7 separate regions of the Homo sapiens genome follow, and regions 1, 2, 3, 5, 6 and 7 are each linked to region 4. A link is a loop called in an ENCODE intact Hi-C map of the cell type or tissue named here. Cell type or tissue: PC-3. All regions are shown on one strand.

Region 1 (4,000 bases), 380 kb after region 4:
AGTTTGATGAAGGAAACTACAATTCCTGGAATTCGGATTCTGTATTTCAGAAATCTTGAGTTACTTTATCAGAGTTGGTTTTTTTGTTTGTTTTACTGGCTCCATTTTCTGCATTAAATGATTTTTTTCATTAGTGATCATATATATGTAAGCAACTTACTTGGTTCTAGACATTAAGTGGGTAGATGAACCAGCATGATATGATTGAAACCCAGTTTTTATTTTCTTTTGCAAAAATAGCATTATGCAGGCATTGAGTTCTGGTGTACAAGATGTGTACTGGTGTAATGATGTCCACGAAACCAGCTCATGCTGGAAGATGGGAAAATGCGGACGATGTGGCTTTGCATGATTTCCATTATTTGTAGCCAACTTTATTTGATTAATACATGCTGGTGTGTCAATAGAACTAGTATATTAAATTGTCAAATATACTATATTCTGATCCTCTTTCCTTGCAAATATGTAAAATATTTAGTAGAAATGAGATGTTTATGCTCTTGAAACACACAAATTATTCTTCAGTCTGGAAAGTTACAGTGATTTCTTTATTGAACCAACTGTGGTTAATTACGTAGAGTGACAAGGAAATTATTTCAATATTCAGTGTATTATTTCTTTATCTCAGTATAAGAATATATCTAGTATAGTAGCATTACTAATGAATAAGACCGTTCTGTTTATGTGCCAGGTTGTAAACTAGGTGCATAATCCTCATTTAATTATCAGAATAGTGTTGTGAAAGTACTATTATTTTCCTACAGGAAATATTAATTTTATATTATATTCTGGCTTTATAGTTATCTACATCCCAAGTTTCAAATCAGTATTGTTGGTAGCATGTATTTAGAACCTTTTCATTCTGATATATAAAGTATATATTTGTTTGTTGGTGGTTGGATAATATTTGGAAGATCTGAGCTTAAATGATAAATCCCTCTGAAATATCTTTATTGCTTGTTCTGTATTTCTTCAGAAATTTAATTTGTTGTAGATTTTTTAAATTAAAACACTATTTTTATAAAATTAAACTTGAGATGCCTTTTGGAATACGTAGCCCCAACTTGAGGCCAATAATTCATTATTATTTAGAATGTTAGGGATATGTCTTAGAATGTATTGTTATAGTTTCATTAATTTTTTAAAAAGTTAATTTATACCAAACAATGTAGACATTTAAAAAGGATATGTTAAGGCTTCTTCCTGTTCCACTCTCCTAAAGTAACAAATACCTACATTCAGTTTGTATCTTTCCATGTTTTCCTCTGAGCTCATACTGGCATATGCAAGGATGCGTATGCATATATAAACCAGTTTGAAGGTTTTTGAAAAATAAAATGCAGTTTTAGTTCTCCCCTTCTCTCTCAATTAACAGTATAGCATGGCCATCCCTCCAGGAACATACTTAAATTCTTAATTTCTTAAAATCTGTATATTGGTTGATAGTCTAAGTAACCCATTATGTATTCCACTGTTTCCGCATATATGAGTGTTCAGATTTGCAAAGTGATTATGATAATTAATTTATAATCTTAAGCTCTTGGAATACGTAGCCCCAAGCACATTTTGTATCAGAACATATTAAATAGACTATTTAGCTTATGATAATTGGCCCAATTAACACTAGAAGCCTTGTAGAAGCCGCTCCTTGCTTATTCACCTTTATGATAGAAAAGGAATAAAAGCATGACAACTAAAAAGTTTGGAAGGCCGGGCACGGTGCCTCATGCCTGTAATCCCAGCACTTTGGGAGGCCCAAGGCGGGTGGATCACGAGATCAGGAGATCAAGACCATCCTGGCTAACATTGTGAAACCCCGTCTCTACTAAAAATACAAAAAAAAAAAGTTAGCTGGGCGTGGTGGCGGGCGCCTGTAGTCCCAGCTACTTGGGAGGCTGAGGCAGGAGAATGGCATGAACCCGGGAGGCGGAGCTTGCAGTGAGCCAAGGTCTTGCCACTACACTCCAGCCTGGGCGACAGAGCGAGACTCCATCTCAAAAAAAAGAAGTTCAGAAAAGGTATGAACATCTAGAAAGATTTTATTTTAAAATATTCTTATGTGAATTTTTCTGGTAAGAGATAAAAGTTATAAAAAAACTTTGTAAGTCTTTTTGAAGGGTCATAAACAGTTGGATAAGAAATTATTAGGAAGGTATCTATTGGTAAAGCCTGGGGAAAATTATTATAGAGTTGATACATTTTTTGTTTTGTTTCATATGAAGAGCAGTTGGTTTTAATGTTTTTTTCCTAGTGAAAGTTTGAAGAGCTAGTTCCCACAAGGGGGCAGAATAAGACAAACCTGAAAACCTTCACACTATAAACACAGAAGTGGTAAATAATGTAACAAAATTTATTTTAAATTTATAGTTGATTTATTAAGAAGGAAGGGGAAATCACAAGGAGCTAGAAATGAGCAGAGAGGTAATTTTCTGATCGTCCTATGAATGGTACCATATATTGGCATATGTACCTACCTGTCCCCCGGCACATGTATGGACTGTAGGGTGATCATTCAGCTGTGGCCTTAGATTAGTATTGATGAGTGGAAGTTCATTTTGCTAAGTCCATGTATAAACTCCATCCCTTTGTTAATGAGGGTAGGGTAGAGTGGCTGGTTAGGCCATTTTCATTGGCTGAGACTGACTGAGTCCCCAGAACAGGCCATCTTGTTTACCAGGTTAAGCAGCCCCTTCTCTGCTGTGTTTGCTCTTTGTCAGGTATTCACATGGGGCATAGATTACTTCATGTGTGTTCCCTTTCAAAGAGATACAGCCAAATTCTTTGACACCAGATATCTTTGTAATCAGTTTTCTAATTGTTCCAAGTCTCTGAATATCCAGTAAAACCATTAAACACTGTCCATGAGTCAGTATAGAACAGTACCTCTGTTATCTCTCCTTACAATCAAAATGGACAATCAGGCCCTGCTCAAATTTCTGCCACAGGGAGGGCTTCACTTCTTCACTTCACCACTCCTTCAGGACCACCCCTGAATGGGGCTGCTGTGCTGTTGTCATCTACGTGTCATGCAGAGCCATGACATAACTACTCTGCCAGTCACTTCCTGTAGCTGTGTCTTCATCCAGACCAAGTGATGAGAGAACAGACAGAGAAAAAAGCAACAGCAATGAGGATGTACTTCACACCCTTGGGACCACAACTCCTGGGATAAGAGAAAAAGATTCCCTTCTCTCAGACTTCAGGTGCTTGCCCAGTCACCACTACCATATCCGCCTGGGAACTGGGATGGAAGAAAAGGGGGAAAGGGAAAAAAAGGGGGAGATTTCCTCCAGTCTCTTGGAGCCATAAGGGCCCCTTTTTCTGGTCCTCAGACCAGAAAGGGAGGGATTCTCTTGGAGTTTTTTCTGATCTTACCCAGTAGATACTTCTCTGAGTTTTGAGCTCTCCAAGCCAGGTAAAATGCAAGGAAAAAACATAGTAAACTCAGTACCACTTCAGAACTTTAAGTTCTGTGCTCCTTCCCCAGTCTGCCTGATAATATTTGTTTTCAGTCTTCAGACGGCTTTTGGATATTGTCAAATGCTTTTTATGGATCTGATCATATGGATATGATCATGTGATTTTTCTTCTTTAGCCTGTTCATGTGATTGATTTTGTTAATTGATTTTCAAGTGTTGAGCTAGTCTGGCATACCTGGTATAAATACCACTTAGTCATGGTGTGTAATTCCTTTTATACATTTTTGGATTTGATTTGTAAATATTTTATTGAGAATTTTTGCACGTACGTTCATGAGAGAAATTTCTGTAGTGTTCTTGTTGTATCTGTCTGGTTTTCATATTAGGATAATGCTGACCTTATAGAATAAGTTAGGAAGTAGTCCTTCTGCTTCTACCTTTTGAAAAAGATTGTAGAGAATATGTGTAATTTCTTCCATAAATGTTTAGTAGAATTTACCAGTGAACCCATCTGGGCCTGGTGCTTTCTGTTTTGGAAGGTTACCAGTTACTGATTAAATTTATTTAATAGTTATAGGCCT
Region 2 (4,000 bases), 700 kb after region 4:
AGGTAGACCAAAGCAGAGAAGACAGTCTGGTTAGGAAAAATGAAACCAAGTGAGTTTGATTAAAGGTGAATTTTCAATAGATTTATTATTATTGTCTCCAAATATTGTGAGGCAATTTAAATGTGTCTTTATTCATTATTTTTCTTTAGAACTTTTCTTTATGGAAAAGGTGGCAAAAATCATTATTCTTAGAAGTAAAGTAGCAATTACATTAATGAAACACAAGGATATGTCACGTTTAACATGGAGCGCTGGAGAGGACCAGAACCACCTATCCTCAATCTTTGTTCTCTGCCCTTAGCCCTAACAGCTGCAGCCGGAAGGGGCAAACTGGAGGTGTGCCGTTTGCTCTTGGAACAAGGGGCGGCAGTGGCCCAGCCAAACCGCCGAGGAGCAGTGCCACTATTCAGCACAGTGCGCCAGGGCCACTGGCAGGTAAGCAGGGCGACCACTTCCAGTCCCTCAGGCAGGACTGAGTTCTAGGTGAGGACTTCTGATGCACAGAGCAAAATGATCACAAGTAAAGTTTGGGTTACCCAGCAGTGATCAGGTTTGAGGACTTGGACCTTTGTTATGAGTATTCTGGTTAATTGAGAATACGACAGTTAACATTCAAAACCATCACTTGATACAGATTGTATAGAAGGACTAACTACTTATGTCCTGGTGATAGAGTGACCTCCTTCTCACATTTCACAGCATCCAAAGACTCCTTGGAAGGTTCATTTCTCAGCGGACTTCTGCTAATCACTTACTTGCAGATGTCTGAGACTTACTAAAAGAAAATACAGTGAATGCAAATTCTAACAACACAATCCTTTTAGATGTTTGGATTCTGGATAAATGTTAATTTATACACTTAGGATGGAAAGGAAAGCACACTGATAATAATCTTCAGAAGTATTTCAATAGAAAAAAGGCTGTAGAAGCCAAACAGCCCTAAAGAGTTACCAGAGTCACTTGATTATGTTCAGTTCAGTTGCAAGTATTAACTACAGGCAGATTTGCAACCACTAGAGGGCAATAAAGGAGTGATTTATGTTGGAACTTCCGCTATGGGATTGTTTAATCCTACATCTTGGCCTTTGTTAAGTTCTTTTTTACTTAGTAGCTGAGTCAGACATTGAGAGTTGAATCCTTCTCATTTGACTGTCCCTGAGAGAGATTAAATCACATGGTACTAGGACTATACAGGTACTTATGGGGGAAGTGGAAAGATACATGGGTGACTCGTACAGCAGTAGGAATTCCTACAGAGTAAGAGATAGTGTGCACGTGTCTTCTCAGCAGCTCTTCTTTGGGCTAATTGGTCCCTGTTTCTCTGCACTTGCAGATTGTTGATCTTTTACTCACCCATGGAGCTGATGTCAACATGGCAGACAAGCAGGGCCGCACTCCCCTGATGATGGCTGCTTCCGAAGGCCATCTAGGAACCGTGGACTTTCTGCTTGCACAAGGTTAGTCTTGGAATGCTAGAGCTGGCTGGCCAGTTTCCATAATTACCTGGTGAACTCATGATTTCCAGCAATGGATCCCAGGAGATGCTAAGAACAGATATTAATCCAGTTGGTTGGAAAATGAAAGGCTATCTCCTCCCCTCTTGTATTCAGTGTAATGTTTTTAACTCTGATACTCTCTATTTCCTTATGACTTGAGGGATTTAAATGAAATTAACATATTCTAAATTCTCATTCAGATCAGTAGTCTCCAAACTTTGATTTTTTAAAAATATATACTCAATAAATGTTCATCTTCCGGGGATTGTGTTCTGACTTTATCAATTCTTTTGTAAGCCTGCACAACTAATATTTTTCTTGAATTCAAAGGAGGCAAATGCCAGTGAAGATCCCTGCTGACTCTGGGATGCTATTTGGGGGATCAAGATTATTACCCTGTAGTAATAAATTCCTTTTGACACTTACCAACATCCACAAATTCCTGGTGAATGGGAAATAAGTTAAAGGAGATGATGATCACACCACCATCATAAAGTACGTCAGGCTCCTGTTGGTTGCTGTGACCTCTATCACCTGTGCATAACAGTGGCTGCTGATGATGGACCTCTGTAGTAGAAAAAGCTCATCACTGGTGACTCTGCAGTGCCATCTAGTGGAGCTTGAGCATTTACTTGAAGCAAGAGACAGAGGCAGTCATTCCAGTTAGCCTCCACTATTAGTAAACTGGACGCAAATGTCGGTAATTACATCCACAAGCACATGTACTTTCCTTCAAGAAAACCAACCTCCTGAAGAATTATGCCTAGGCCAGAGCAGCTGAGGGTAGTTTAATTAGGAAGAAATTAGGTTTCTTCTAAGATTTCAAACTACAGCTCAGTCAGAGACTTACTGGATCTTTAGCTGTATCCCTTAAGTAAGATTTTTTTCCACAGACTCAGACTCAAGGCTGGGTCAGAATCAGAGAGTTGCTCTTACAGGGTGCGAAGTGGCTCTTGCCTTCCCCATATAAGCTACCAAAGAAATTTGGCTTCATGCTCTCTCCCTTCATTCTGCTGGGGAAGCAAGGAGGAGGAAGGTTGGGCCTAGATTCTCAAGATAAGATGTGTCCAGAGTAATATTCCAGAACAAACCAAGTCCACTGAAAGAGGCAGGAACTCTTGAGCCACTGATAACCTTTAGATAGCTGCAAAGTACCTGTCATGTGCCAGTAGAGGCTCCGTAGCCATAGATTCCAGGTATTTGTTCTCCCTTACCAGTGAAGACATTTTCATCTTTGGACTGTTTCATTTTTTTCCACACTTAGAGGCTTAATGAATTCAACAAAGATTTATTTAGGCTATGTTATTAGCAGAACACTATACTAGGAACTATGAGTGGTTCTGATTTTTTTAATTAATACACTATAACCTGTGCCCTCAAAGGGTCTATAATGTGGCAGGGAAGAGATGAAACAAAGATAAATGCCTTAAAAAGCGGAGAATCCTGAGTGCTCTGATACAGGCGTCCGTTGAGTTAGACTAGGACAGACTTTGAAATTCGAAGAGGAAAAATGTTTTGTATTTAGGGAGAGGAAGTAACATAGATGAAAGGCCAAAGAGGAATGACAGGTTTGGAGAAATATGCAAGCTGTCTAGTAAAATGTAAGGGGACTACGGAAAATAAAATTGGAAAGGTATGTGGAAATGGAAAAGGACCAAGTTAGAAGAATCTGGACTTAATTCTAAAGGAATCTGGGGAGGCTTTAAAAATTTTAAATAAGGAATTGATGGCAGAGTTATGCTTTAAAAACAATCACTCTGGCAGTATGTGAACAGCAGATTTGACAAAGGAGCCAGGAGATCAGTTAGGAAGCCATCGTAATGGAACATATGAGGCATAATGAGGTCCTAACCCAAGGGCAGTAGCTTTCAGCATAGAACAAAAAAGGGCTATGTGCAAGAGGTATTTTGGATATGAAGCCTGATTAGATGTAGGAAATAAGGATAGAACAGTTAAAGATAACTCCAGAGTTGTAAGACGGACATTTGGGAGAATTGTGATTTCATTAACTGCATGAGAAAGAAAAGAGAGAAGAGGAAGATTACAAATTGGATTTTGGAAGTATTTAACATATTATGGATTTGTTTCATGTGTATCTCCTTTTAATTTCTTCTCTTTCCTTATCTTTGGAAAAATCAGTTCATCTGTAATGTACATCCAAAACTTTCTTATCCTACTCTTTCCTCCACTGGATACTTTGTCCAGGAAATTTATAGATGTTGCATCTGAGAAAACGCCTTGGATTCTGTTCCGTATTTAAACTTATTCCATATTAGAGTCAGTGTTTTAATTGCAAACTATACCATTACATAAATGGCTCTCATCAGGATTAAGGGATGGTCCCTTCCAGCTTTTCATCCTCCTGTGGGAAACCATAGACTCTAATGACCTCCAGAGATGCAAAGGTGATAGGCTAGATAACTGCTGAGTAAACCCTGAGCCTGCTGTGGCAGGTGCTAAGCTTGAGCTGACATCCGAATCCTGTCCAGCTGAGGGGGCAGCCA
Region 3 (4,000 bases), 120 kb after region 4:
TTGCAGTGAGCCGAGATCGCGTCACTGCACTCCAGCCTGGGAGACAGAGCAAGACTCCGTCTCAAATAAATAAATAAATAAATAAAAATAACTGAAAGAGTATAACTAGATTGTTTGTAACACAAGGGATAAATGCTTGAGGGGCTGGATTTGCCATTCTCCATGATGTGATTATTACACATCGCATGCCTGTGTCAAAACATTTCACGTACCCCATAAATATATATACCTAATATGTACCCACAAAAATTAAAAATTAAAAAAATTTAAAAAATAAATAAACACTGACTGACAAATGCTAATGAGTGCCAGGACACTAATAGAGTGCCACAACAGAGAATATTGGGAGGAGCAGGGAGACCCTATTTACACAGGTGGTCAAAGATGACCTCTCTGTGTGAGACCTGAAGGATGAAGAGAAGCCAGCCTCCGGGGGTGGAGAAAACAGGACTGAGATGATTGTAAGGTGAGAGAAAGCTCAGGGGATTCAAGAAAGCTTAAGGTGTGGCTGGAAGACTATTGTGAGGGAAGCCTGGTGAGGTTGTGAGAGTTGGAGTCAGGTTTTATTCTAAGCACAATGGAAAGCCATGGAATGGCTTTAAAGTGTATGTGCATTCCTCTGTGCGTACGTATGTGCATGCACGTATATGCGCGTGTGTGTGTGCATCTGATATATCGTCTGGAGCATATTGTAGAGACCCATGAGAAGGTTCCCCACTAGAATTGGTAGTTATGACCTCGTGATCCCTACTACAGCCTTTGATGAAACATCAAAATGTCACTCAAGCATGAGCTTGTCCATCAGCATGAGACATGATCAAATATGAATTATCAAAGAAATTTTCCCCAGTTCTGGGACACACACATGACCAGATGTTCCATGTTGGGTAGCATAGCCTGATTTTTTTTTTTCTGATGCTGAGTTTTGCTCTTGTCGCCCAGGCTGGAGTGCAACGGGCGCGATCTGGCTCACTGCAACCTCCGCCTCCCGGATTCAGGTGATTCTCCCTGCCTCAGCCTCCCAAGTAGCTGGGATTACAGGTGCATGCCACCATGCCTGGCTAATTTTTGTATTTTTAGTAGAGACAGGGTTTCATCATATTTGTCAGGCTGCTGACCTCAGGTGATCTGCCCGTCTCGGCCTCCCAAAGTGCTGGGATTACAGGTGTGAGCCACCGCACCCGGCCGCATATCCTGATTTTTAACTTCCAGCCTCTTGTTCCAATGCAATCCTCATAATGTCCCTTACTGATGTCCCTCTTTGTTGCATCCTGGGTCTTGCTCCTTTTACTCCCCTCTCTTTTCTTTCTCTTTTGATCTCCGCCTGTCCTTCCTCTTCTCTCCTTTCCCCTCCCCTCTCCATCCTTCCTCTCCTTCTCTTCTCTCTGCCTTTCTCATTAAGAGTCAAAGTTCCTTGCCAAACCACAGCTCTTAGGTTTCTATTTTCCCGAACAGATTTCTTGGCTGGTTTTACAGACTTTTCAATTGGTTCTCTCTTCTGCTTCCATGTAGTCTCTTCTCTGTTTCCAGTCACTGCTCCTAGACACTCTCCTCCCCTCCCTTAACAAGCCTAACCCCTAGGTTACAAAGTTTGAAAAATGTCAACAGGAAAAAGGGCTCTTCCTGTAGCCCTGTAAAAAAGAAGACGTGAAGGAGTTAACCTCGAGCGACATCAGTCTCCAGCCATCAGTACAGTGAGGCAGTTCTTGAAAACCAGACAGAACAGAAGGTATCACTGTGCAACGTCCCTTCTGTGGCTCACGGCGCCCTCTGAGTCAGGATAATGAGAGAACATTCTTAAAACATGACCTAACCACGCTCTGTCCTCAAACAAATTCCTGGATGTGTGTGGAGTAAGCTCTCCCAGCAAGCCTGAGCACAGACGTGCGGGGCGGGCTTGTTAGCACTCTTCTGAGTTGCTCCCTTTACAAAGCCACCTTCCCAGCCAGTTCATTTGTATTAAAGTAAACTTTTAAAAATAACCAGTCAGTCTGTCCAGCAAACATGCTATGGGCCTCTTATGGCTGTACTTTCATAATTTTATATTGTGGCGACTGGGTCTCTGTCTTGGGGGGTATTTGGGGGCCTTTGACTTCACACTGTAGCAGGAAGAAGTTATGCAAAATTCTCGTCAGATATAGAAAAAAGGAAACAGGATATCATTCATTTCCAGAATGGAGCAGAATCACAACACAGTGATTGTGATTGCAGAGTGTCCTTTATTTCACCTACACCTGAAGTTGTGTGTGTGTTTGTGCGTGTGTGTGTTTAATACAGGCGGCTTATCTGAGTGATTTTAAGAAATTAATTTAATTGAAAAATGATTAAATTACAAAGAGAGGAAAAAGCATTTGGTTGGCATTACATGGGGTCAGAGGCCACTGCTAATGCAATATTTCATCAATTGCCTCATTGCTATTCTTTCAATGATGTGATTTAGTTTCTCAAATAGCTCTTATCCTGGCAGGCTTGCCTTAGATACATTGTACAGAGGCCTTATAATCATTACAATGTATTTACTTAAACATTTTAAAAACAATTAAGCACTTTTAGATATATTTGTGTATGTGCGTGCGTGCATGCATGCGCGTGTGTGTGTGTGTGTGTGTGTGTGTGTGTGTGTGTGTGTGTGTACATGTCCACAGAGGGATTTTATAAATGTCCGGACAAGGGTTCTGAGTGAACACTAGGACAAGTGTTGAATTTATCCACTGTAGTGCCCTTCATGCATTTCAAAGAGCTCCATGCAGACTCATGTTAAGCTTTTTTCATGCCCTTTGAATATACCACTATCTCCCTTTAATACACTGAAGAAACAAGAGGACAAAGAGTCTCCCTGTGTTCCTTATCCAAGGCCACACAACTGTTGCTGGAACCTTGAGCTTTCTGAGTGCCAGGCACTTACTTGCAGTATATCGAACGCTGGGATATGGTGGAGGTTTAGTTTGTTAAAAAGTGTGATAGCCCTATGATTGTGGGAAAAAGTTTTGACATACTTTGTTTTTTATTTTAATGCAGATCAAGTCATTATAATGGTCTTTCTCTTAGAAGGCTACTGAGGTTGGGTTAAACAGTAACAGGGGTGCTTGGGAAAGGGTAGAGCAACATTTTGGCAGCATATGAATGGGTATGTGTGCACATGGGTGGTAATACCGCATGCCCTGACCTGTCCTATGCCTCTTCCCCTTCACCTTTGTTTCAAAATGTTGTGTCCAGCGTTGAAAAATGCTGGCACAGTTTGATGCAGGTGTTTGCAACCTCCTTCACCCCAAATGCCATGGTGGTGGGGATGCTAGGCTCTCTTAGCATCCCCCTCCTCGTGCTGCATGAGGTGGGAAGGCAAAATCATGTATTCATTCATCAAACGCTGATCAAGCACTTAAGTGCTAAGTACTGTTCGAGGTTCTGCGGATTCACAGAGGAATAATATTCGGTCTTTGTGCTAGCGGGGAGGTAGGAAAGTAAACAAGGCCATAGAGTAAGCTCTACGATAGAGGTAGATGTGGGCCTGGGTGGTGGTGGGGGCACAGGGGAGATGAAGGAGAGGAAAAGGAAGGTTCTCACGGTGAGGGATGGTGAAAGGCCTCCAAGAATTGCTGGAGGCCCCATTCAGTGGTGGGTGCTGGCGCGTCAGTTCCCTCTGAGAGGAAGCATTTCTCAGCAGCACCAAACACTGGCTAGACCTTGAGCTAGATGACGTTTGTTGTCAACTCTCCCAGCCTTCCTGTCTGCGCCCTTTCCCTCCCTGTCTGGAAGGAAGCTCCCAACAGCCTTTTCAAAATCTGCTTAGGGCAGCTATGCATAATCAATATTTATTGAATCAAATTGATCTGAAAAGTATTCGCACTACGGTATAAATGGCTCATACAGGGTACACCTGGGCACATGTACCTGGAAGCCTCAAGCTAAAAGAGCTTTTGCCAGCTCAGCAGGAGAGCTTCATAGTATGTTGGAGGCTCCTACACCCGAGTGCACATTTTCTGGATGGTTGCCCACTTTT
Region 4 (4,000 bases):
GGGAGAGCAAGAGGCACTGGGACGCAGTGCAGTCCCAGTGGAGGAGGTGGAGTTGGTGGGGGTGGGTGGTCTCCTTTATTCTTCGGGGAAACTCTTGTCTCAATATGTTTCTTTCCCCCTTGGCTTGAGTGAATGCTCTCTGACAATTTAGAAACAGTTTAAGCCAGGCGTGGTGGCTCACGCCTGTAATCCCAGCGCTTTGGAAGGCCAAGGGGCGGGGGGCGGGGGGCGGCGAATCACTTGAGGTCAGGAGTTCGAGACCAGCCTGGCCAACATAGCAAAACCCCATCTCTACTTAAAATACAAAAAATTAGCCAGGGGTGGTGGCGGGTGTCTGTAATCCCAGCTGCTTAGGAGGTTGAGGCAGGAGAATCGCTTGAACTTGGGAGGCAGAGGCTGCAGTGAGCCGAGATCGTGCCACTGCACTTCAGCCTGGGTGACAGAGCGAGACTCCATCTCAAAAAGAAAAATAAAAAAAGAAAAAAGAAAAGAAAGAAAGTTTCTGCCTGTTGTGGAAGAAACTGTTGCACGGAGCAGGAGCAACTGACATCCCCTCAATCCTACCTGGACCCTCTCACCCTCTCAGTTCTACCCAAGGAAGCCCAAGCCCCTGAGCTGCCCCCATCCCCTCGTCCATCCTGCGCTTTCTCCAAAAGCCAGTAGCCTTGACTGGGTGTTTGGGGAGGTGCTCTGGCCCAGCCTTTGGCCAAGGGCCCTCACACCCGCCCCTGTTCCTGCCCCTGTCCTCATCTGTTTGCATATCTGCAGGAGGTATTGCCCCCACTACCGACCCACCACCCCTTGTCTTGGTGACACTGGGAAGTTATTTGTGCCACTGGGAAGCAGCTGTCCTGGTGCTGGTTCCTGGGCACACCCAGGGACTCTCCCCAGCTGCCCTAACCTCGGTTTCACTTGTGGCATTTGTGTGAGGCTTTGGTTCTCACGTGCAAGGGAGGGGGGCCTGGTCAGCAGGCTGGCATGGGCACCACAGAGTCACAAAGAGGCTGGCACCTCTCTGTGCTACCTGGTGTGCCCTGATGTTTTGCCTCTTTTCCTCCTGTGTACCTCAACCGAGCTAGGGCAGCAGGTCACAGCTGTGACTCACCTCCGGCAACCCATATTAACAAAGTGCTGCCAACCAGGCGAGTCATGCCAGGATGCCAGGGGACCAAGGGAGTGTGGCCTATGGGGGAGGCTGGGTGCCCATGGCTCTGCCAATGGCTACCCTGGCTCTTGTCTTGAGAACGGCTCTGGCGGGAAGCCAGGCCAAGGCTGCGACTGGTCAGCACCCCAGGATGGTCCCTCTGTGCTGGGTTCTCCTCGGCCTCGGCTGTGCCCACCCGTGTCTGGGGTGTGTGCTGAGCTGGGGGCAGGTGGAGATGGCCTGGGCCTCCAGGGGAGAACTGGCTGTCTCCACCTTGGGGCCGAGAGCGGCAGGGGAGGGTTGGTGATGGGGTGGATCCTCCAGCGGGTCCCAGTTCCCGGAGGAAGGATGACAAATGAGTGTGGGTCGCTCCCTCTGTGGGACCATTTGCCTCGGAGCAGCAGGGAAGGGCGGCAGGTTCCCTGCCTCCCGTGGCGACTCTTTTCGGAGCACCACCCTAGGGATGTTCTTCTGCCCTCCGGAGACGTCGGTCTTCCCTGGGGCCGGGGCTCAAGGCCAGGGTGCCCCAAGCCCAGGCTCCAGGGTGTGCGGGGAAAGGCTCGGTCCTGCTCGGCGCGGCTCGCCCTGGGCACTAGGGGTCGCCCCTGCCCAGCGGAAGCCACGCGGGCGCGCCCGGTCGCCGCAGGTTTCCCCGGACCGGGAAAAGCGAGGCGTCTCCGGGGCGGGGCTGGGGAGGGGGCGCCTGGGCGCGGCGCCGGGACCCTGCTGCCCTGTCCTCCCGGCCGCGGCTGGACGGAGCGCGGGGCCGCAGCAACCAGGCCGGGCTCCCCGTCGCGCCCCTTCCGGAGCGGGAGGCCCTCGCCGAGGCGGAGGCTGGGACGCGCGGGGCGGGCGGCGGCGGGGAGCCGCGGGGCCGAGGCGCAGGGCGTTTTCCCCGGAGGTGCGGCGTGCGCCCGCGACACAAAGGTCTTTTAAAGACCTCGCAGCGCCCTTCCCGGCTGCGGAGGCTGGAGGCCCGGGGGGGCGAGGCCGGGGTCGGGGGTGGCCGCGCGAGGGGGCGCTGGGATCGGCCAGACCCCGCGGTTGCGCCCGGGCTGGGGCTCCCGGGCTCCTTTTGTGGAAAAGAGCGGAAAGCAGGGCCCTCTCCGGGTCTCTGAAAATGGTCAGTTCGGCTTCGCAGGGCTGCGTGCCCGGAATAATAAATTGGCTTCTCTAGGGTCGTAATCTGGGCCCCACCCCGAGCAGCTTTGAGCTGGTTCGCGCCTTCCAGGCAGGACTACTGGGAGTTCTCAAAAGCACCCCCGCAGTCGGCTGTGTCAGGATCACCTGGGTCCGGTGTGAACACGATTCCAGGGCCCCACCCCATCGCCTGAAGCGGAATCTCTGGGCGGGGCCCAGGAAACCGAGTTTTTGGTGAGTTCCCGGGTGATTCTGATGGCAAAGCCCATGTGGGAGCCACTGTTCTAAGGGCTTTTGGACAGGCAGTTGTGAAATTTTCCCCCAGAAGAATCTCTGGGGACCCAGTTGTCACACACCGCTGGATTCACTGCGGTGTTGATTCTGCCTCCTGATGAAGTTCTTCCCGAGTCTGACTTCGAGCCCGCCTGCTTTATTAAGCACGTTTTTCTCCAGTCGTTTTTTTTTTTTTTTAATGGAAAAAGGAACAGGGAGAAGGCTTTTCTCGAACCTGTTTGCAGAGAGCCGTCTTGCCCGCTTTGAGGGCCCTTTCTTGGGAGACCTGTTTGCTTTGTTCAACCTCTGAATTCAGCAGACCCCAAATCCACCAAGGCCACTAGCTTGTGAGTGAATGTGGTCCCTTCAGGTAAGGGCCAGACAGCCCCTGCCAGGGCTTGGGGAGGGTTTTCCTAGAGGAATCCTGGCAGTAAAAAAACCAACCCCCAAACTCTCCAAGTGCTGGACGCTGGAGAATCCCAGCAAGGAAAAGGAACAAATCTTATCTCATGCCGGAAGATAACCTCTTCCCTTTGTTGGCGCCTTTCCTTGCGTTCAGGATGAATTAAAATTCTTATCTGCTCTGCATCCAGTGAACTTGGCCTCGCCTTCCTGATTGTTTGCTGCGGCTGACTTTCCCAAGCTTTGCGGGGTTATTTTTGCCTCTGGGTGGTGGTCATTCCTTCCTTCCATGGCATTTGGTTCCACACAGTCACAGAAAAAGAGTAATTTAGCAAACACCCTCAAAATGGCAGGACTGGCCCCCAAAACCTACTTTCATTTTCCTCTGTTCTGGGTTGTGGGTAATTTCTTGACAACTACAAGAAAGAAGACAATGAGAAATGAATTGTTTTTTCCAATACGATTGTGAACAGATGTATAACCTCCTAGTCGCAGCAACGTTCTAGGAATCCCTTACACCACTTTAAAGGGGCAGGAAAATGGGCAGAGGTGCTGAGGGCTGGGTGAGTGCTAAGCATTGGCAGGGCTCAGCCTCATCCTGACGAGAGCTGCAGCCATAACCTGGGTCACCTTTGCTGTCTCGGGCTTCTAAATTTGGCAGCGAGAACAGACTCGCTTCCTTTGAGCAATTGATCTGAATAGCAGAATCCCATTCTGATGGTCCGAATCACATTTACAGGCTGTGGGGGTGAAGGCCGTGCTAATTGGCCACTTGCCTCACCACTGGCTTTGAAACAATCGCTTGTATTCTCTGCGCGGCAGGAAGCAGCAGACCCATCAAGGCCCTGGGCTCACTCTTTGTTCTGACTTTATGGCATTTTATGCCACAATAAGAAACACTGTGTACTCCGTGGGAGCCCATTGTGCCAGGCTGCAAGGATGTGGGCTCCGGTGCAGAGGGCCTGGTGCTCTTCCCCAGGAAGAAGAGGGGCTTTGTGACAGGCTGGGGGACAAAACAAGGGGTGCTGGACACTGTTACTG
Region 5 (4,000 bases), 180 kb after region 4:
ATGTGGTAAAAATTCTGATGGGAGACACTAACTTAATTTTTCCCAGAATAATCATTTCCCTCAGTATGAATTATTAAATATTCTATACTTCTATTAATTTGAGATGTCCTTTTAATCATATGCTAAATTCTTATATACTGTGGGGAAGTGGATCTTACTATTTTTGCTACCTCCACAAAACTCAAAATAACAATATGCAAGGATTTGTAACTGGAGAGTTTGATCCTAAAGGGAGGCTTAACAAAATTTCCAGCGGATGGCGTGCATTGTTGAAAAAAGCCCTTCTTTTTGAAAATTACTATGTTAGAAGACACATAATCTATTTTGTTAATCTAGTTACAGATTCTCGTGCTTTGTTTATTGTAGCTCTTTTAGCATACTTTTCTAGTAGAGTTAGCCTCCCCCACTTACCTTCTTTTTAAAAAAATTATTGGTTGTTTTTGCTTATTTATTCTTTTGTATGAACTTTACGATTTCTTTATCAAGCTCCTCACTTGGATAGTAATTCAACTTACATTAAGTGGGTATGTTAATTTGTAAAGCATTGCCATTTTAGATTTGTCATCTTTTATGTCTCTTAGTCAAATTGTATGCTTTTCTTCACATAGGCTATTACTTGAAACTTTACCCTATTGGGTCTTGGTTTATTTTTGTCAAAATCCAATTTTCACTCACTTTTGCCTTTCACTCACTTCCTCTTCTAGCTAGGTTCAGTTACTTTTTCATGTGAGGCCGCATGGAGTAGGCCAGTGGTTCTCAGACTTTAATAGGCATTAGCATCACCTGAAGTGCCTGTTAAAACACAGATTTTTCTGATTCCATAGTTCTGGGATTAGGCCCAAGAATTTGCATTTCTAACAAGTCCCAGGTGATGCTGAAGCTGGTCCCAGGGATTACACTGCAAACCACTGGTATAGACCAATGCTTCTCAAACTCTGATTATTTAATAAACTCTTATTAAATAATCTTATCTGATTAATATCTGATTAATAACTTATCTGATTAATTTTAGCTGATTAATAACTCTTATCTGATTAAAATAAACTCATTCTTATCAAACGTTAATGTGTGATATGGTTTGGCTGTGTCCCCACCCAAATCTCATTGTGAATTGTAGCTCCCACAATTCCCACACGTTGTGGGAAGGACTTGGTGGGAGGTAATTGAATCATGGAAATGGATCTTTCCTGTGCTGTTCTTGTGATAGTAAGTCTCACGAGATCTGATGGTTTTATAAACCGTAGTTTTCCTGCACAAGCTCTCTTCTCTTGTCTGCCGCCATGTGAGACAAGCCTTTCACCTTCCAACATGATTGTGAGGCCTCCCCAGCCACGTGGAACTGTGAGTCCATTAAACATCTTTCTTTTGTAAATTGCCCAGTTTCGGGTATCTCTCTATCAGCAGCATGAAGACAGACTAATACAATGTGCATGGCAATTACACACATGGTTAAATGCAGGTTCTGATTTAGTAGGTCTTCACCAGGATCTGAGATTCTGCATTCTTAACAAGTTCTCAGGCCAATTCTGCTGCTGCTTGTCCACACACCACACTTTCAGCAGCAAGGGAATAGAACAGAATGAAGAGTGTGGGCTTTGTAGTCTGACAAAACTGAGTTTGAATCCCAGTCTATACTTACTAATTGAGTAACCTTGAGCAAATAATTAATTTAACTTTTCTAAACCCAGACTTTATATTAAATCAAAAATAACAAAGCCTATTTTGTGAAATGATGTTATCTGGCACAAAGCAAATAATGTATGTTTTTTCTCTGACTCATAACTGAGAATTGTATTTGCCCTACTGAATATTGACTCAATATCAGAGTCAACCCAAAACTATGGGTCTTTTGTTTGTAGTCTAATTGCAGGTAGCTTCATTTGAATCTCTAGGGTGGCATTTCTCAAACTGTGTTCCATAGAGATGTTCTTTAATGTTCTGTGGTCAAATTCATTATAAGCATATTTTCCTTTACATTGTTGAGCATAGTTATAATAGCTACTTTAAAATCCTTGTCGGCTAATTCCAATATTGGGGTCCTCTAGGTGTCGGTCTTTGTTGATTATCTTTTCTCTTGTAGGAGTCACATTTTCTGATTTCTTTGTATGCTGAGTAATTTTGGATTGCATTCTGGACAATGTGAATGATATGGTATAGACATTCTGAATTTTATGATGTTCCTTTAAAGAGATTTCCGTTTTTGTTTTAGCAGAAAGTTAACCTGGCTGAACTCACACTGCAAACTCTGTCTTCCTGGAGAAAGACATCACTAAAATCTCAGTTAATTTATTTTTAGCTGGGCTTCTTGGAATCTGTTCCATGCATGCATGGTTCAGATGTCAGCCAGAGATTTATGCATAGAATTTGGGCCTCCTCCTTTCTGGTTCTCTCCTTTCTGAGATGTCCCCCACTTGCTAGCTGCTGTAGTTATCCAGAGCTGTGTTTCTAGTTCTCCAAGTAACACTGAGCTTCTATTTGAGTTTTAACCATTCTTCCTGGAACAGCTCTCTGTAGAGCCTGTTCTAGGACCAAAAGCTGTAAAAATGGGAAATTCATCCAATGCCATTCCCTTCTTCAGTATTACAGCCCATTTTTGATCATTTTTTAGTAACTTCAAATAGTTGTCTGTATTTTTTGAGAGTATATTTTCTCAAGAATTTAGTCTTTGTCTACAGAAGGGTTGGTCTAACATGAGTTACTTGGCCTTTACTAGAAGTGAAACCTGTGTGATTTTCTTTAATCTAGTATTCCCTAAAGAGATTCTTTATTTGGCAGAACCTTATTAGCATATCACAGACCTTAGTATTTTAAAGAACCCATTATTGGAAAGTGCTATTCTCAGATTTTTCTCCTGGGAGGTTTAGAAAATGCTGATAAAATTAGGAGATTAGATAGTGATGAAGCAAAATGAGTTTTGAAGGAAAGCTGTTGGAAATAAACTTGAGAAATGCATGAAAAATGCAGTGTTTCTCTTAATACTCTTCAAGTAATATTCTATGGAGAAGGGTGGTGGTTTTCTACGGCATTGCTCTCTGAAATTAGAATACATTCCCAATTCCTTAATTTCTCTTAATCTATTATTAGGCAGTCGAGTTCCATACATTTATTTCAACCCTTCTTGAACCTACCCATGTGGAAGGCAGAAGCGCTGGGACATGACCACCCAACTCAGCTCTGAAGCAGCCCTCACACAATGACGGGGTTGGTATATAAATTTATCTCAACCCTTCTTGAGCCTGTTCATATTGTTAATGTTATCTAATTTTACCATTAAATAAAAACCAAAATATTTGTTTAGGAGAATTAAGGCCTTTAATTTTATTTTGCTTAAAGTCCCAAGCCCAAAGGTTGGGAATATGCTACAATGGACCTACACAAATAAGTAAATAATACCAAATACTACACACAATCCATACAACCAAAAAGATTCAAGTAACCACCATTTTTTTCTGCCCTCTCATTTTATTTATTTATTTATTTATTTATGTATTTATTTATTTTTTGAGACAAGAGTCTCACTCTGTTGCCCAGGCTGGAGTACAGTGGTGCGATCTCGGCTCACTGCAACCTCCACCTCCTGGGTTCAAGTGATTCTTCTGCCTCAGCCTCCCAAGTAGCTAGGATTACAGATGCATGCCACCATGGCTGGCTAATTTTTGTATTTTTAGTAGAGACAGGGCTTCACCATGTTGGCCAGGCTGGTCTCAAAATCCTGACCTCAGGTGATCTGCCCACCTCGGCCTCCCAAAGTGCTGGGATTAGAGGCATGAGCCATTGCGCCTGGCCCTACCCTCTCATTTTATTAGAAAAGGTATTAAATAAATAATTTGATATTAGAAAATAACAGGATCAGTAAAGATTCAGCCTAACACCCATCTTTTAACTACAATGGATGTACAAGTAATAAAACTAAGCCATGATAGTTGCTATTTAGATAAATAAAACTTGAGGTAAAGTGTCTTTTTGATCACAATAGAATAAATTGTTTTCATTACTGCCA
Region 6 (4,000 bases), 87 kb after region 4:
AGCGAGACTCCGTCTCAAAAAAAAAAAAAAAAAAAAAAAAACGCAGGTCAGACGTAATAGCCATTACTTTAATAAATTCAAACAATAAACATACTGAGAGGCATTTTGTCAAGAATGTACCCAACTGTTGCCTTCTCAAGGAGGGCAGCACCTGTTACACCTTGTGAATTTCTCTTTCTGGTCATTCTCTTCATGGCCCCTCCCTCTTCCTACCTTCACTATACTGTGACCCTGGAGATGACACCCTAGTTGCGGGATGAGAATTGTCAACATCAGAGCATGTGTGTTTCCTGCACTTGGAATCTCCTCTGTTAGAAGCTCTCTTGGCAAAACCGACTGATCTACTAAAAAGCCTGCTGCTGTGGCCTTGCCTCTCTTTAGTTTCCTCTGCCCTCTCTTCTCCAGGCCGAATTAATTGTCAGAGTTGCAATGTATATTAATTTAAGCTTGAATTATACATATTTTTTTCCTATTGTAGGTAGTTGTTTGTGGTTTTGAGCCTGTTTCTCCTGCTGATCATTGAGAACCCTGAGAGTAAGGACAACTTCTTATCTTTGAATCCCCCAGCATCCAGCATTTAATTTTAGCTGAATTGCAGCTGGCCAGGTGCCCAGAGGCTCATGCCTGTAATCCCAGCACTTTGGGAGGCTGAGGCAGGTTGATCACTTGATGCCAAGAGTTCGAGACCAACCTGGCCAACATAGTGAAACCCTGTTTCTACTAAAAATATAAAAATTAGTTGTGGTGGCACATGCCTGTAATCCCAGCTACTCAGGAGGCTGAGGCATGAGAATTGCTTGAACCTGGGAGGCAGAGGTTGCAGTGAGCCAAGATAGTGCCACTGCATTCCAGCCTGGGTGACAGAGCAAGAGTCTGTCTCAAAAAATTAATAATAATAATTTTAGTTGAATTGCATTTTTGCTTTGGAGGAAAATATCAATCCCTAAGTGCAAAATAAGAAAAATAAAATTACCAATGAAAATAATTCCCCATGTTTCTTAACAAAATTAAAATAAAATCTGGTACCAAAATATTTCTCCTGTAGTACTAGGACTGAACAAACCTGAGGATATCATGTACTATGGAAATTTCAACTGATTTTAAGTACCTCAAAATAGTAAAAGTTTTTTTTTTCCCCCCAAGATGGAGTCTCGCTCTGTCACCCAGGCTGCAGTGCAGTGGCACGATCTTGGCTCACTGCAACCTCCACCGCCCTGGTTCAAGCGATTCTCCTGCCTTAGCCTCCCAAGTAGCTGGGGTTACAGGAGTGTGCCACCACGCCCAGCCAATTTTTGTATTTTTAGTAGAGACAGGGTTTTGCCATGTTGGCCAGGCTGGTCTTGAACTCCTGACCTCAGGTGATCGGCCTGCCTCAGCCTCCCAAAGTGCTGAGATTACAGGCATGAGCCGCCACACCCAGCCCAGTAAAACTTTTTTGGAATGTTTCTATACTTGCAGATCCAGTAGCCCAATTCAACTTTGCCTTGCCAGGGCCAAATTATCCACTGTCATAGAAAATGAATTTGAAGTAAAGACCAACAATATTGTTTGTAAACTAGGCCTGACAACTGCCCTTCCTGGCTGGGTTGAGAAAGGAAAGATTCCTTCAGCACGTTTCACGCCCTCTGTTAGAAAAAGCATCTCCTTCCGTGATGCAGTAGGACTTACCAGAATTTCACGCCATGAGTAAGCCTGACATTATGCTGTAAGGTTAAGAATAGAAATGACCCGATACTAACAAAACATTTACTCCTTGGAATTGGGACAGTTATTCACATCGTGCTTTATGTCTGAATTGCAGGTGACACTCTAGCCTCCGGGCTCATCACAGCAGCCAAGTGGTCACCTGCAGGAAGTGGAATCCTAGATTCTGGGGAGAGAGATGCAGCTTCACTCCAACTTGCTTGGGAAGGGACAACATCTGTCCCACAGTTAATCTTCTTTTCAAAAACTATGCCACATAGATAGTAAGTCATCATAATAAACACTGGACTCTGTTTGTTTTAATAATTTAAGCAAGAAAAACCAAAGAACACTAGGCAGTAACCATAATAAGTTAAACAAAACAAACAAAAAACACCCAATCATAGAGAAACCCAGGTAATCCTAAAGGGAGTCGGCTGGAAAGTGTAACGAAGTTCAGCTAAACGTGTGCCTTTGTTGTTCCAATCCTTTTACAAGGACTTCAAATGGGAGCTTGTGTTTGGAAAGAGCACTGGCGTGGAGTGTTGTTTCCGAAAGGGGCAGATGTCTGTGCCGTCCTAACCTACTGGTATTAAAGGCAAAAGAAGAAAATGCTGATGGGCTGAAAGTGGAGGAGGCAGTGTTAGCAAATGCACCAGGACCAAGGCAGATTTTGTGGGATGAACAGAATTCTTGTGGGCTGAGTGTTTTTTGAAAATTCTCTCCAAGAATGCATACGACTTAAATATTTCTTTACCAAAAGGGGAGGAAGAATAGATTGGTTTGCAAAGTTGAAAAAAATTTTTTCCCTCTAGTTCCTTGTTCCTCTTTTTACAGAGGAGCAGAACAAACCAGTGGCAAGGCAGGTACTTAAACTTTTATCTTGACAGAGCCAAGCAATCTTTCTACGTAAATCAAACATGAATCCTCTCAAAGTTATAGCTTTGCTGAGAAGGAACACAGGGGCAGAGCAAATATCCAGACTCACAGTCGTAGAAGCAGCAAGAACCTTTGCCTTATTCCCTGCAAGGGCTGGTTTTCTTTGTATTTGTAATTGTAAATGATTTTCTGTCAGCTGTTGATGTTGTTTTTGTGCGGGGCGGGTGGGGGGAGCCTAAGGTGACTGGGCAGGGGAGGACAGAATCCATGGGTCAGGAGAGGAATGTATTTGTAATTCATAACCAATAGCGGCTTCCCTTACCCTAGACTTTAAGAACATTCTCCCCTTTCAATTGCACGTGTCAGGATTCGGATGGCTATAAATAAGTCTCTGATCATGTGGCAAAACTGGCCGAGGGCAGTCTTGAAATTGAAGGCTTCAGGTAACTTTTTATTTCTTCCTTCTGGGAAGATCAGGGCTTCTTCCTTCCCTCCTCCATTGGTGTTGACCCCCCACCCCCCTAGTGCGTCCCCCTGACTACAGCATACGTAGTCGGGCTGCCTTTTGTACAGAAGGTACCACTGTGGGGGCAAAATGCAGAATGTGCATCAATGTCTGTGGGGATGACGTGGGTTTTGTGACTCATTGTAACTCAATCCTGGTAAACACGACAATCCCCAGCTCTGCCACTTTCTAACATAGTGACCTTGGGCGAGCTGACTAATGCCATTGATTCTTGCTTTCCTCATCTGTAAGAGGAAGTTGCAGATTGTTGATATGTTAACATCAACAAGGCATACAGTTGGTGATATGTTAATAATGGCTGGCCCTTGGGGAGTGTTCAATCAAGGGTGCCTACTAACACCATCACCATCACCACCACCACCATGACTACCATTTCCATCACCATCTCCATCACCACCACCACCTGCACCACCACCACCACCTCCATCACCACCACAACCATCACCACCCACCACCACCACCTCCATCAACCACCAACGCCTCCATCACCACCACCACAACCATCACCAACACAACCATCAACCACCACCACCACCACCTCCATCACCACCATCACCTCCATCACTACAACCATCACCACCACCACCACCATCACCACCACCACCTCCATCACCACCACCACCTCCATCACTACCACCACCACCTCCATCACCACCACCACCTCCATCACCACCACCACCACCTCCACTGCCACCACCACCTCCACCACCACCACAACCATCACCACCCATCACCATCCCCTCCATCAACCACCACCACCTCCATCACCACCACCACAACCATTACCACCACCACCATCATCTCCCTCACCACTGCTGCCTCCATCAACCACCACCACCTCCATCACTACCACCACCTCCATCACCACCACCACAACCATCACCACCACCTCCATCAACTACCACCAACGCC
Region 7 (4,000 bases), 76 kb after region 4:
GTATCTATCTCTCTTATAGCAGCCTGGAAGACTGCCTGTAAGGGGAAAAGTAAAGACAAAATCATTAGGGAAATGACAATAATCCAGACAAATCCAAGCACTTTGGGAGGCTGAGGCGGGTGGATCACTTGAGGTCAGGAGTTCAAGACCAGCCTGGCTAATATGGTGAAACTCTGTCTTTACTAAAAACACAAAATTAGCCGGGCATCATGGCGCACGCCTGTAGTCCCAGCTACTCAGAAGGGTGAGGATCACGCCACTGCACTCCAGCCTGGGTGAGAGAACACGACTCTGTCTCAAAAAAAAAAAAAAAAAAAAATCCAGACAAGAAAAGAGAGGGCCCTACAAAGGCAGGTAAAAGTGGACAGATTTGAGGGAGAGGAGAGGAGACAGTCAGGTTTCAGTGTTTGATTGCTGGAAGTAGGAGGAGGAGCAGAAGAAAGAGAAGGCAGAGTCTAAGATAATTTCCAGGATTCTGGCTTGGGCAGAAATAAGAACTTCAGGAAGAGGAAACAATTTGAGGGGAGATGATGATGTATTCAGCACCATGAGCCTGAGGGGCTTGTGGGACCTGCCACGGTGAACAGAGCAACGGCTAAAATGGAAAACAAACTCAAAGGAAAATTCCCACAGATCTGCACTTGTCAAACCGTGGGCTGCACATTCTCTCTCCATGACGTGCGTTTCAGGCTCCAGATGCTGCGTGCAGAGCTGCGTTCTTACCCAGTGCACCTCGAGGGCGCAGAATCTGAGCTAGAGTCAAGAGGGCGGCTGTGAAGAACACCACGCCAGGTGTTAAGGGTGACTCACAGCCTCCCAGGGTGGGGCCCCCTGGCAGCTAGAACCAGCGTGTGCATGCGCGACCTGCCTCATCAGCACACAGGCCTAGGGCCAGAAAGAAGAGGCCCGACCCACAAGGAATCTGAGAATGGGCAAGCAGAAATTAGAGAAAATTAAAAGCATGATTCATGGAACACATATGCCACATCCTAAGCCGTGGCTGCTTTCATGACACTGTAAAGGGTGTCAGTGGGTTGACATTGACAGATTAATGGGAGGATGTCTCCCCAAGAGCCGTTTGAAAGTGGAGAAGCTGAAGGTTTCACGGACACGATAGGATGAATCAATAGGGAATGAAAGGAGTCATGCAGATATACCCAGGTCATAGAAAAACACAAAATGCAAATCGAGCCAGCCTCCACGGACAGCTGAGTCACCCGAGAGCTAATATTTGCTAGGAGCCGCAGTATGCAAAGCATTGTGCTATGGATTATGCAGGGCTGGATTCTGGGAAACAAAACCCTTCCCTGGCTCATGGGGTCTTGTTTTGTTTTTGAGCTTGACTATAATCTGGAGCTGTGCTGTGCCACAGAACTTTCTGCAGTGACAGAAGTGTCCTAGATCTGCATGGTCCAATATGGCAGCCGGATGGCTGAGTGCAGTGGCTCACACCCGTAATCCCAGCACTTTGGGAGGCCGAGGCGGGTGGATCACCTGAGGTCAGTAGTTTGAAACCAGCCTGGCCAACATGGCAAGACCCTGTCTCTACTAAAAATACAAAAACTAGCTGGGCGTGGTGGCGGGTGCCAGTAATCCCAGCTATGCGGGAGGCTGAGGCAGGAGAATTGCTTGAACCTGGGAGGTGGAGGTGGCAGTGAGCTGAGATCTCACCGTTGCACTCCAGCCTGGGTGACAGAGCGAGACTCGGTCTAAAAAAAAAAACAAACCAAAAAACAAAAAATAATATGGCAGCCACTGACCAGACGTGCTCTTGAGTGTGTAACATGTGGCTAGTGCCACTAGGGATCTACACAGTACATTTAATTTTAATTAATTTAAACTTAAAGTTTAATGGCCACATGTGCCTAGTGGCCACTGTATTGAAAGGCACAGTTTTAGACCTTTGCTGCTCTCATGCATGGCTGGACATTCTGACTTTTTAAGCCATTGCAGGCTACTTGAAAAGACTTTATTTTTTATGTTAATCTCTAAAATTCGTGTGGATTCTTATGAACAAAACAATTACAGTGTTTACGTTGGGTAACAGCCTTCCTCTGGAGGCGCACCTTGCTTGCTGGTACAGTCAAGTGACTTCATTGATGTGAACAGCACACTGGGCCAGGCCTGGGGCACTGCCAGCTGCTTCTCGGTATCAGGTTCACTGCCTACGCCTCCTTCCGATGTAACCTTGAGTCCTGGTGACCTGGAATCTAAATATTTAGCACTCGGTTGCCACCAGTGAAAGGACTAGAATCTTATTTTTATTAGCAGAGCAAATGGTGCACTTAAAAAACTGACAGTGATCTCTACCTTTCTTCCCCATGAAGTAAATGCAGTGAGAACGTGTTCTCAGTCCTTGAGGCTTGTGCATTTGGAACGACGTCCTTTCCAGTGAGGATACAGGATCTTGGAAAGATGAGAAGGGCCCGTGATGTGTTGCTTTCTAGAAGCTTGCGGCTTACCATGTCCTGCGCCAATTAATCATTTTCATCATCTTCTATGGGGAAATCGGGGCTCCTGTCCCCTCTCTGTGAAGGTTCGTGGGGACAAAATTCCTTCCGTGCCTCTGTCAATCACAGCAAGCTCCTCTGGGCCAGCAGCGGTCTCGCCGGTGCCTGGGAAGGAGGGGCGTTGCTTTCTCCGTATATCCAGAAGCCTCTTTGCTTTTTAGTCTACTAAATTACCCACTTTCTAGTGGGTTATGCAGAGCCACTATTTATTTCCCTGTTAAATTCCAATCTGATGAAACAGTTCACAGGGTTGTACGTAACTCTGAAAAGGCTCTAAAATTAAGTTGCCATATTAGGTTGGCTTTTAAAAATGTGGCCTGGGACTGGGCTGAGGGATTCTAGAAGCCTCAGAACCTTCTCCTCCACCAATACCTGTTGGAGCATCACTTGCAAGTATATTTGGACACCAAGGCAGTTTATAATGTACTGTAATGTCAGTGTGCCACTTAGAAGTCTCCTTCGTTTTCACAATGATCCCACGAGATATGCATAATAAGTATCTCCTTGATGGGAAACTGAAGTGCTTGCAAGTGGTTTGCCTGAATTCACATTGTAATGAGAGGCAGAGCTGGCCTTTCATAAATGCTTTCTACTATGCCAAGCCACGACTGTAAATGTATTTAGGAAGTACCACTCTAAAGAACTTCTCAGCGCAGGCTTGATAGGTATTGCTTCATCTTGGACTTAGATGAAATCCAACTGCTGCATAACCAGCAGTTAGAGCCACTGGTTGTGGTGAGGAGGTTATGCCAGGATGAAGCAGCCAGCAGGTTAACTGTGTGTTTGGGGATCTGCCCACCTCAAGGCAGTTGTCTGGAAGGATACCTTGACACTGAAGCCATTATTTGATGGTAAATGCCTCGTTCGTTCCAGGCTCATCAGAATTGTGACAATTGGAGTCTGGGTTAAGGAATGAACAAGTGATGAAAACTGCAATATAAGTGTCAAAATTTGGTAGTGGTAAGAAGCACATAGTGACTGAATGGTGGAAAAATTTCCATGGATTAAGCAATTCACTTTCATAACAGCCACTCAATCAGAGAAGGAACCTGCCTTTACAAATCAGAGGCAAATGCTATTTCGAGTTTTCAGGTGCTGCAATCTCTAGGAGGAAATGACTTGGGATATTTCCACCTAGGGAGGAAGGCTTTGTTTGAGTTTACATCATCTCACTGAGCTATATATCATTCTCCTGCCCCTTTCTGATTGACGGAGAATCTTTTGCAACTCTAGTGCCTGATGCAACATTCAATACACTGAGCTGTGGACATTGGATCTGTCTGACCTTGGTTCTCTTTTGAGACATGCCAGCCTTCTTATTCACAGCTTCCCTTGAGAGACTAGCTCCAGGACCTCCCTGGAGTTGTGGACCCTGTGGGAAGAGGCTGAATAAGTTCTGCATCCCCTCAGGATGGGCAGCCTATACTCTGAAGGTTTGCAAACAACTGTTCTTTTTTTTTTTTTTTTTTTTGAGATGGAGTCTCGCTCTG

What was found. A loop is a pair of places that touch in the nucleus more often than their neighbours do. Peaks named below come from ENCODE experiments on the same cell type or tissue, not always from the same donor. Only the 100,000 strongest peaks of a DNase experiment are listed, where the experiment ranks them.
Region 1: a loop joins it to region 4, with 8 times the contacts of the local background. A loop is called at or near these places in 11 of 110 quality-filtered maps.
Region 2: it touches region 4 in a loop (11-fold over the local background); 84 of 110 quality-filtered maps call a loop at or near these places.
Region 3: a loop joins it to region 4, with 9 times the contacts of the local background. A loop is called at or near these places in 9 of 110 quality-filtered maps.
Region 5: it touches region 4 in a loop (5-fold over the local background); 6 of 110 quality-filtered maps call a loop at or near these places.
Region 6: a loop joins it to region 4, with 7 times the contacts of the local background. A loop is called at or near these places in 4 of 110 quality-filtered maps.
Region 7: it touches region 4 in a loop (4-fold over the local background); 5 of 110 quality-filtered maps call a loop at or near these places.

Annotation. Positions count from the first base shown.
Region 1 is chr17:63,080,175-63,084,174 of GRCh38, forward strand. All of the region lies in intron 3 of TANC2 (tetratricopeptide repeat, ankyrin repeat and coiled-coil containing 2), which reads left to right. Among named protein-coding and RNA genes, the nearest start is that of TANC2, 120 kb to the left of the region's middle. In PC-3, CTCF peaks have their summits at 2,282 (motif pointing right) and 2,487; no DNase peak of the experiment used is centred here.
Region 2 is chr17:63,404,821-63,408,820 of GRCh38, forward strand. It overlaps TANC2 (tetratricopeptide repeat, ankyrin repeat and coiled-coil containing 2), which reads left to right. Exons shown (of 28, transcript NM_001394998.1): 20 at 302-435; 21 at 1,334-1,457. All of the region lies in intron 2 of LOC105371856 (a long non-coding RNA gene), which reads right to left. Among named protein-coding and RNA genes, the nearest start is that of CYB561, 39 kb to the right of the region's middle. In PC-3, CTCF peaks have their summits at 1,008 (motif pointing right), 1,210, 2,107 (motif pointing left) and 2,308; DNase peaks (open chromatin) are centred at 1,151 and 2,101; H3K27ac peaks cover 556 bases.
Region 3 is chr17:62,818,231-62,822,230 of GRCh38, forward strand. All of the region lies in intron 1 of MARCHF10-DT (MARCHF10 divergent transcript), which reads left to right. Among named protein-coding and RNA genes, the nearest start is that of MARCHF10-DT, 12 kb to the left of the region's middle. In PC-3, a CTCF peak has its summit at 1,780; a DNase peak (open chromatin) is centred at 1,791; H3K4me3 peaks cover 1,007 bases; H3K27ac peaks cover 1,454 bases.
Region 4 is chr17:62,702,207-62,706,206 of GRCh38, forward strand. It overlaps MARCHF10 (membrane associated ring-CH-type finger 10), which reads right to left. Exons shown (of 11, transcript NM_152598.4): 10 at 3,333-3,375. MARCHF10-AS1 (MARCHF10 antisense RNA 1) reads left to right here and starts at 4,000. Exons shown (of 3, transcript NR_147886.1): 1 at 4,000. RefSeq lists silencers at 1,651-2,060, 2,239-2,465 and an enhancer at 3,328-4,000. In PC-3, a CTCF peak has its summit at 1,703 (motif pointing right); DNase peaks (open chromatin) are centred at 1,135, 1,715 and 2,465; H3K4me3 peaks cover 2,389 bases; H3K27ac peaks cover 2,644 bases.
Region 5 is chr17:62,886,615-62,890,614 of GRCh38, forward strand. No RefSeq gene overlaps it. Among named protein-coding and RNA genes, the nearest start is that of MIR633, 56 kb to the right of the region's middle. In PC-3, no CTCF peak of the experiment used is centred here; a DNase peak (open chromatin) is centred at 1,827; H3K4me3 peaks cover 467 bases; H3K27ac peaks cover 1,859 bases.
Region 6 is chr17:62,789,054-62,793,053 of GRCh38, forward strand. All of the region lies in intron 2 of MARCHF10 (membrane associated ring-CH-type finger 10), which reads right to left. Among named protein-coding and RNA genes, the nearest start is that of MARCHF10, 17 kb to the right of the region's middle. In PC-3, no CTCF peak of the experiment used is centred here; DNase peaks (open chromatin) are centred at 1,718, 2,248 and 3,248; H3K4me3 peaks cover 1,363 bases; H3K27ac peaks cover 3,568 bases.
Region 7 is chr17:62,778,385-62,782,384 of GRCh38, forward strand. All of the region lies in intron 3 of MARCHF10 (membrane associated ring-CH-type finger 10), which reads right to left. Among named protein-coding and RNA genes, the nearest start is that of MARCHF10, 28 kb to the right of the region's middle. In PC-3, CTCF peaks have their summits at 2,050 and 2,252; DNase peaks (open chromatin) are centred at 807, 1,157 and 2,117; H3K4me3 peaks cover 1,295 bases; H3K27ac peaks cover 2,662 bases.